Linked DNA regions of Homo sapiens: region 2 is linked to region 1. A link is a contact called in ENCODE Hi-C or POLR2A ChIA-PET data. All regions are on one chromosome and are shown on one strand. Each heading gives the region's core, a stretch centred on a gene start or an enhancer-like site at or near the end of the contact. The rest is flanking DNA. Distances are from core to core; before and after follow the strand shown. Region 1 holds the start of LINC01315 (long intergenic non-protein coding RNA 1315). Region 2 holds the start of WBP2NL (WBP2 N-terminal like).

Region 1 (3,774 bases), core at 625-3,124:
ATCATCAAGTCAGGGAGGTCAGGGCAGGCTTCCTGGAGGAGGTGACATTTGTGCTGGGGCCCAAAGGATGAGGAGTGTTAATTGCTCTGACTCACTGTCATCCTTGCAGAGTCCCTCTCTGATATCCTCCTAAGGTCGCCTCCCCTCCCCATACCCTGGTCCCCTTCTTGACTGTCTGTTGTTCATCTATATCCCTGCCCTGGTCTGGAAGCCCTATGAGGGCAGAGGCCGGGCCTGTCTTAGTCACTGCTGAATTGCGCATGCCCGGCACTTAGTAGGTGTGCCGGACCACCTGTGGTGGTCTACACTGCCTATTTGTAACTATTTGCTGATCAAAAGAATAAACAACATGTGCAAAAGGCTTTGTAGTAGGGGAAATCCCAGGACAGGAGGATGTGGGAGTAGGAACGGGGGCAAAGGGACAGAAGGTGATGGGAGATGAGGCTGTGCCTCCCTAAGAACCTCCCTAGAAATGCGGGTATCTCCTCCAGCCAAGGGAAACCCTTCTGCCCTTCCCCTGTGGCAGAGACTGTGGTAGGGTGTCTTTCTTACCCTAGAGGAGAGAGTGTCGCATAAATACGCTGCCCCACCCGAAGCGCTCCAGGCACAGCACCCCGGACACAAAGCAGGTGGGCACTAGCACCCCCTGCCCAGTACTCTGCCACCAGCTTCCCTCCTGCGTTCATTCTCTCACCCAGTGCTGCGGGGCCACCTGGAGCTACAGAGAGGGAGTGGGATCCACCCCCAGCAGATCCGAAGGTCTCAATCCAGGGCTTCCCTGCATCCCAGCCCCAGGTCTCACCTGCACTACCCCCATGGCTAGCACCCTTTCTCCTCACTGAGGCGGAGGTGGAAGAAGAGGAGCCAGGACAAATGGGGTTTGAGTCCCTGGGTCTGATTACGAGCGTGGGACGGGTGCCAAATTGGCCTCTTCGTCCCTCAGCTTCCTCACAAGTGAGGTGGAGACTCCCCAGGCTTCCCCGGAGCCAGGGACAGAGTGAGCGCTTGATGATCCCGTCTAAAAGTCTCAAAATGAGCCCCCTTTGGTCTCGCTCTGTCGCCCCAAATCCCTCTCCCGCCTCAGCTGCAGTTTCTCCAGCTCCCGAGGAAGGGGGGCACCCGAATTCCAGCCGCTGAGGCTGGAGTTTGGAGTTCGCCCAAGGAGCTTCCGCCCTGGGATGCGGCTGAGACCCGACAGGTGGGTCCCGTCCCCGCCCCAGATGTGCGCCTGGCCCCTCGGAGGCGCGGCTCCGCCTACGCCCAGACCCTTCCTCCCCGCCAGCCCGCTCAGCGCGCTCTGGCAAACTTTCCGCGTCCAGAACCCGCCCGCGTCTACACCTGCTCGCGGTTCAACCGCAAGCGCAAGTCTACACGGTCTCACCTGCCCCCGGGTTGCTGAAGGGTGCCTCGGTCACGGGGCCGCGTCTCCACAGGCTCAACAGCTGCGAGTCCCCGGGACTGCCGACCTCAGCCTTGGGGATCCGTCTTGACCACCCCCGGATTCGGAGGCGCCCGGGCCGGACCACCTGTGCTGGTCTCCACCTCCTCGGCAACCCCGGGTCACCGGAGATGCTGCAGCTCGAGGGTCCCGCCTGCACCATCCATGGCTCTCGAGATCCTTCAGAGCGCGGACCCGGCCGAGACCCCGCGGAGCCGCTGCGCGTGGCTGGTGCCCGCGGTCGCCCCGCAGTCCCGTATGCGGCGAAACCGCCGGGGCTGCTTACCTGGCCCGCACCCTCACGCTCCCGTCCGGGCTGCGCAGCCGCTTCTCTCACACATTTTGCGATAACATCGATGGCGAAAGAAAATGTTGTAAATCCTCCTGCGGCCACGTGGCTGTCCCCCCACCCCCTTCTCCCTTTCTCTGGCCCTCAGGACAAAAAGGCCCCGCGGCCGGCCGCTGGCCACGGGGCTCTGGGCGGGCGAAGCTGGCTGCAGCGGGGCGTGGTCTGGGGAGGGGCCGGACCGGGGCGGGCGGGGCGTGGTCGGGGCAGGGGCGGGGCGCGCTGGTTCCGGCCGCCCTCCCCGCGGAAACCGGGCCTGAGACTAGGGCTCCTGTTCCAGCTCTTGATTGGTCGGTCGGCCAGCACTGCTGACGTCTGATTGGCTGAGACAAAGAAGGGACTAAGGCCGTAGGGGTGGGGGTTTGTGGATTTCATTCTTTGCCTTTTCGCTCCGGCGGTGGCCGCTGCTCTTTCGGACCTTCCTGAACTCTGCGGCCTTTTCCTCTCTGCTTCCGTGGTCCCTATCATAACGCTACCTGCATTTCCTTGTCCTTCTCTACCAAACAGCACCTGGAGATAGGGACATGGGGTTCGTGCTGCTCACCACTGTCTCCCCAGGGCCTAGCACACAGTACGTGCTCAAAACGGTTAGTTGAATGAATTCGTGGAAAATATGCATACAGGTGTTTAGAGCTATCTTTAATGTTGGCAACATCCCTAGGAGATATTACTATTCTCTCCCGAGGATGAGGAAACCGAGGTGCAGCGAAATTCGGTCACGTGGGGATGAATGGCTGAGCTGATGCTGGGACATGCTTACATTACTGGATCTCGGATCCTCTACACAGTGATGCCCTGTGCAGTGTCAGAGCTCAGTTTCCCGTCTATCAAGAGTGTTGTGTTAGAGCACAAGATAGGTTAGAAGATGGGTTATTACTGCCAGGTCCTGTGGCTCACGCCTATAATTCTAGCACTTTGGGAGGCCAGGGTGGGAGAAGCGCTTGCGCCCAGGAGTTCGAAACCAGCCTGGGCAACATGGCGAAACCCCGTCTCTACAAAAAAAAAATTAAGAAGTTTTCTGGGCATGGTGGTGTGCACCTGTACTCCCAGCTACTTGGGAGGCTGAGGTGGGAGGATCACTTGAGCCCAGGAGTTGGAAGCTGCAGTGTTATGATTGTACCACTTGCACTCCAGCCTGGGTGACAGAAAAAAAAAAAAACCCGTCTCTACTAAAAATACAAAAAATTAGCCTGGCGTGGTGGTGGGCACCTGTAGTCCCAGCTAGCTACTCGGGAAGCTGAGGCAAGAGAATGGCGTGAACCCGGGAGGCGGAGCTTGCAGTAAGCCGAGATGGCACCACTGCATTCCAGCCTGGGTGACAGAGTGAGACTCCATCTCAAAACAAAACAAAAACAAAAACAAAAAAACTTACTTCGGCCGGGCACAGTGGCTCACGCCTGTAATCCCAGCACTTTGGGAAGCCGAGGTGGGTGGATCACCTGAGGTCAGGAGTTCGAGACCAGCCTGGCCAACATCATGAAACCCCATCTCTACTAAAAAATACAAAAATTAGCTGAGCATGCTGGTGGGCACCTGTAATCCCAGCTACTCGGGAGGCTGGGGCAGGAGAATCACTTGAACCCAGGAGGCAGAGGTTGTAGTGAGCTGAGGTCATGCCACTGGCACTCCAGCCTGGGTGATAAGAGCGAAACTCTGTCTCAAAAAAAAAAAGTGTCATTTAAATGAACATGCTTGAACATGCTATACCCAGCACTGTGCTTGGCAGTATGAATGACACAGCCTCTGCTTCCATGTTAAATTCCTGGTAACCTGCTGGGCTCTTTCCCTTCCTGGGAATCCATCCCCTGAACCCCCCTCTGCACCCCCATCACAGGGGAAGTTGGAAGCACTCTGCTCAAACCATGCTGCATTGCCCACTCTGACAGTTTGGGGCATTTGGGGTGGATTTTCCTGTGGAAGTCATGGGGAGCACCGTGAAGCAGACTGACTTCCCGGCTGCTGTTCTCTGATGGAGAGGGGGTCCTTGGGA
Region 2 (3,923 bases), core at 416-2,915, 370 kb before region 1:
CATCCTCCATTTATCCAAACCACTCCTCTCCTCCCAGTGGAGTGGGGTTCTGCCAGTACAGCCCTACTGCATCATCTGCGTCAGCCGGTCCTAGCCCATCTGCAGGGTGAAAGAACTCATCAAGAGCTCCTTCTGCCCTTGTAAGCCCATCCCAGCTACTTGTAACCATCTCTAAGGGCAATGGCATTGCTCCCTACCCATTCATCTGCATGAGCTACTCTTGGCTTCCTTAAAGGGTCAAGAAAGCAATTTTTCTGCTTACTAGATTCATTGAGATCAGCTGTGTGAGCCCCAAAGTGGGACAAGGGTGTCTCCTTCATTACTTAAAGATATTCATGAGGGTGGGTCACTACAGATGTTGGGGAGCAAGGGCTAGGATCACTTTTTAAAAAATCACCACTTGTGGCTGTCCCAGAGTGCGGTTGTACATCCTCCCCACCTCATAACGCAGCCACTGAGGAAGAGTGGTTTTCCTAAGAAGACATTGCTGGAGTTGACTTTCTTCTGTCCAAACAAACAAACAAAAACTAAACACACACACAAACCCCCAGAAACCCACAATATGTACACGCTAAGGAAAAACTAGCACCCTTCTGTCCACTCAGCAATAAGAGGGATCTCTTCCCACCTACCCTACCTACTCCTACCCCCAACCCCCTTCCCCATTAATGTGAGTAATGAATTAGCCTGACCACAGGTGGTCACTGTAGGCTAATGGAAAATACCCAAGGGAGGGCAAAGCCCCCCATCAGATGCATGAATGTTTGCGAATGTTGACTGCCACTGCCCCACACACTGTGTCTTTATAGAATTCCCCTTTGCCCACCCTCTTCCTGTCTCCACCTGGACACAACTTGCTCAAAGGCTGGTGACTTGTGGGCCATTCATCTACAACCAAGTCCTGATGGAGCAAGAGGCCCACGCCTAGGGGATGCAAGAACAACCCGTTTCTTAAATGTTACCAGTCCCAGCCAATCTTACGGTGACATTACAGTTAAATTTCCCAATTGAAAACAAGCAAACAGACACTCAAACTGGTCCTGTAATTGTTGCTAGACTTTATGTGTTGTACAACTAAACATTGCTGTTTGAACAGTAACTGCCTGGCCTGTCTTATTTGTGCTCCTTGACCAAATCAGCCATTATGTCATCTCACCCATGTGTGGAGGGTGAGACTCTCTTGGTAAGAAATAGCCACAGATATTAGAGATGAAAACACTTTGTGAGGTCAGTTCATCTTCAGTTGGCGTCAGGTCGGGCCTCAGTCATTATTTTCTAGTGTTTCATAACCAAAGTGAGTAATGGATGGGAGGTTGAGGTGGGAAGATGGCTTGAGCATGGGAGGTTGGAGGTGCAGTGAGCTGAGATCATTCCTGACAGGACCAACCCAAGTCCATACCTAAAGGCAGGGGGCTAAGGGGGCAGGTGAGGTCGGGAGGCCACTCACCTATCACTCACCCCTTCGCGCTCGAGCCAATTCTCAGGGCCCGCCTCTTTCTCCCCTTTCTCGGCGGGGGCCTCTACCCTGACTCCGCCCCGCTCCCCGGGCACTGCCCCACCACGTGACCCGGTCTCGCTCCTCCTCCTCCTCCTCCTTACGTCATAATCTCCGCCCTCCCCTTCAGAACCGCGCCCCACAGCTCGGCGCAGGTCCCGCCCCTTTCCATCTACGGGGCGGCAGGAGGCCCGAAGCAAGATGGCGGTGAATCAGAGCCACACCGAGAACCGCCGCGGAGCCCTCATCCCTAACGGTGAAAGGTGCCTGAGGGGAAGCACGGCGTGCTGTCGGAGGAGAGGAGACGAATGAGATAGACATGGCGGCTCGCAAACTCTCAGCGAGTCAGGGACTTTGCCGCCTTTTTTGGGCGCGGCGCTCTTAGCTCCGCCCCCGACCTTTGGGAGCGCGCGCCCCTCACTGGTGTTCCGGCATGTGGAGGTGGCGGAGGCCGGAACGCGTGGCCTCGCGCGTTTGAGGGGTGGGGGTGGGAATGCGCCTTTTCAAGGCGCGGGGCCCAGACGCATGTCTCCTCAGGGCGGGGCGGGGAGGGGGTGCGAGACGCGTGTGTCCTTCGAAGAGAGGCCGGAGCTGACCGGCGGTTGTGAGCAGCCGGGGGCCTTCGGTGGCAGCGTGGCTGCCCTTGGGTGCCTGCGACTTTGTTGGATGAGGACAGGTACTGGGTGTGTATCTCCTCCTACTTCCACGAACAAGGTGTCGCTCTTTGGTAAGAGGGATGAGGAGGTCGAGTGTGGATCATTCTGGAAAGATCTCAAACTGTTGTGGGGCTTCTCCTTGGACCTGGAAACTTTCTAAAGCCATGTTTCCTCCTTGCTCCAACCAGGGAGATGTCTGCTTTTAAAAACAAAATTGAAAAAATTGAGGCCAGGTGCAGTGGCTCATGCCTCTTATCCCAACAGTTTGGGAAGCTGAGGTGGCCCAGGAGTTTGAGACAAGACTGGGCAACATAGTGAGACCCCATCTCTACAAAAAGTAGAAAATTAGTGGGCCATGGTGGTGTGCACCCATAATCCCAGCTGCTTGGGAGGCGATGGTAAGAGGATTGCTTGAACCCAGGAGTTTGGGCTGCAGTGAGCTCAGATTGTACCACTGCACTCCAGCCTGGGTAACAGAGCCAGATCCTGTCTTAAAATAAAAGATGGGACTGAACAGATGCCTGGGCACAACAAAGCACTGTTGGTCGCAGGAAGCTGTGGGGCTTACACCAGTTGCTTTGCTCCTTGCGGTGCCTGCTGCTGGCCCCTGAGCTCTCTACTGGAGCAGACTCAGCCAGAGGGGTGCCCATCTCCACCTTCAAGCACACTTGTTCACTAAGGCCTGACTCCACTGCGCTCACCTCTTTACCCCACACGCCCCCTTTCCCGTTTCCTACACTCAAACTCAGTCTCCCCCGCTGTGCAGTTCTAAATTGCGCTCCTTTCTGGGCTCTGACTTGCCCTCAATTTCCTTTTCTCCCAACCAGCATTGAAACTCAAGCTGGATGATGTGCTTGGGGCCAGCACACTCAGGTCAGTTTGAATGTAGTTGTCAGGAAGATCGAAGTAGACGTTACCAAATGCTGATATCCAGGTCTTTCTTCTATCTTTCCTTCCTCCAGAAAGTTTTCTTGACAGATTTATATGGGCCTTAGAGGTTGTATGTTCTCACCTGCTTCCTACGTACCTCTGCTGCTTTGTTCCATTTTGTGGTAGATGATTGCTCACCACTCTGACAGTGGTGTCCCCGTGAGCACTTACTGAGAGCCATTTGAGCACTTGTCATTCCATGGTGTGAAGCCTTTCTTTTCTTTTCTTTTTTCTTTTCTTAAGATATTTTTATTTCTCCAAATTTGTTATTTATTAGGAGTGACTGAAATAAAAAACATAATTGAGTCCCATCATCATCATCATCATAGAAATGGCTTTAAGAGAAAACTGGTCAGATGACTATTATTGCTTCCCATTTCCAACCAGTGAATAGTTGCCACTGATAAATTGACAGCGAGGAGTCTGTCAAGAATGCTCAAGATAGCCGGGCGCGGTGGCCCACGCCTGTAATCCCAGCACTTTGGGAGGCCCAGGTGGGTGGATCACAAGATCGGGAGTTCAGGAGCAGCCTGGCCAATATGTTGAAACCCCATCTCTACTAAAAATACAAAAAAAAAAAAAACAGCCGGGAGTGGTGGCGGATGTCTGTAGTCCCAGCTACTCAGGAGGTTGAGGCAGGAGAATTGCTTGAACCCAAAAGGTGAATCACCCAAAAGGTGAACCAAAAGGTTGAGGCAGGAGAATTGCTCCACCAAAAGGTGGAGGTTGCAGTGAGCCGAGATTGTGCCACTGCACTCCACCCTGGGCAATAGAGGGAGACTCCGTCTCAAAAAAAAAGAATGCTCAAGATATGTCATATAATACAACATGCCTGTTCAAAG

Evidence for each region. A loop is a pair of places that touch in the nucleus more often than their neighbours do. ChIA-PET counts read pairs that join two places held with the same protein, here RNA polymerase II (POLR2A). Pooled maps may share reads with other maps.
Region 2: a map with no recorded cell type shows a loop between it and region 1 (12-fold over the local background). The contact joins the promoter of WBP2NL here to the promoter of LINC01315 in region 1. A Hi-C loop is called at or near these places in 2 of 37 single-sample maps with no recorded cell type and 7 of 50 pooled maps. POLR2A ChIA-PET finds 5 or more read pairs at or near these places in 3 of 52 experiments (GM12878, activated B cell and activated CD4-positive, alpha-beta T cell).

The regions. Positions count from the first base shown.
Region 1 is chr22:42,367,334-42,371,107 of GRCh38, forward strand. LINC01315 (long intergenic non-protein coding RNA 1315) reads right to left here and starts at 1,875. Exons shown (of 2, transcript NR_120597.1): 1 at 1,725-1,875. It overlaps LOC124905126 (a long non-coding RNA gene), which reads left to right and starts at 2,159. Exons shown (of 2, transcript XR_007068114.1): 1 at 2,159-2,371. RefSeq lists enhancers at 195-1,129, 1,422-1,541, 1,910-2,204 and a silencer at 1,912-2,071.
Region 2 is chr22:41,997,123-42,001,045 of GRCh38, forward strand. It overlaps WBP2NL (WBP2 N-terminal like), which reads left to right and starts at 1,666. Exons shown (of 6, transcript NM_152613.3): 1 at 1,666-1,758. The coding sequence starts at 1,697. SEPTIN3 (septin 3) reads left to right here. Exons shown (of 12, transcript NM_001363845.2): 12 at 1-1,099. It also overlaps the pseudogene SLC25A5P1. RefSeq lists enhancers at 1,216-1,732, 1,733-2,247, 3,582-3,923 and a silencer at 1,559-1,618.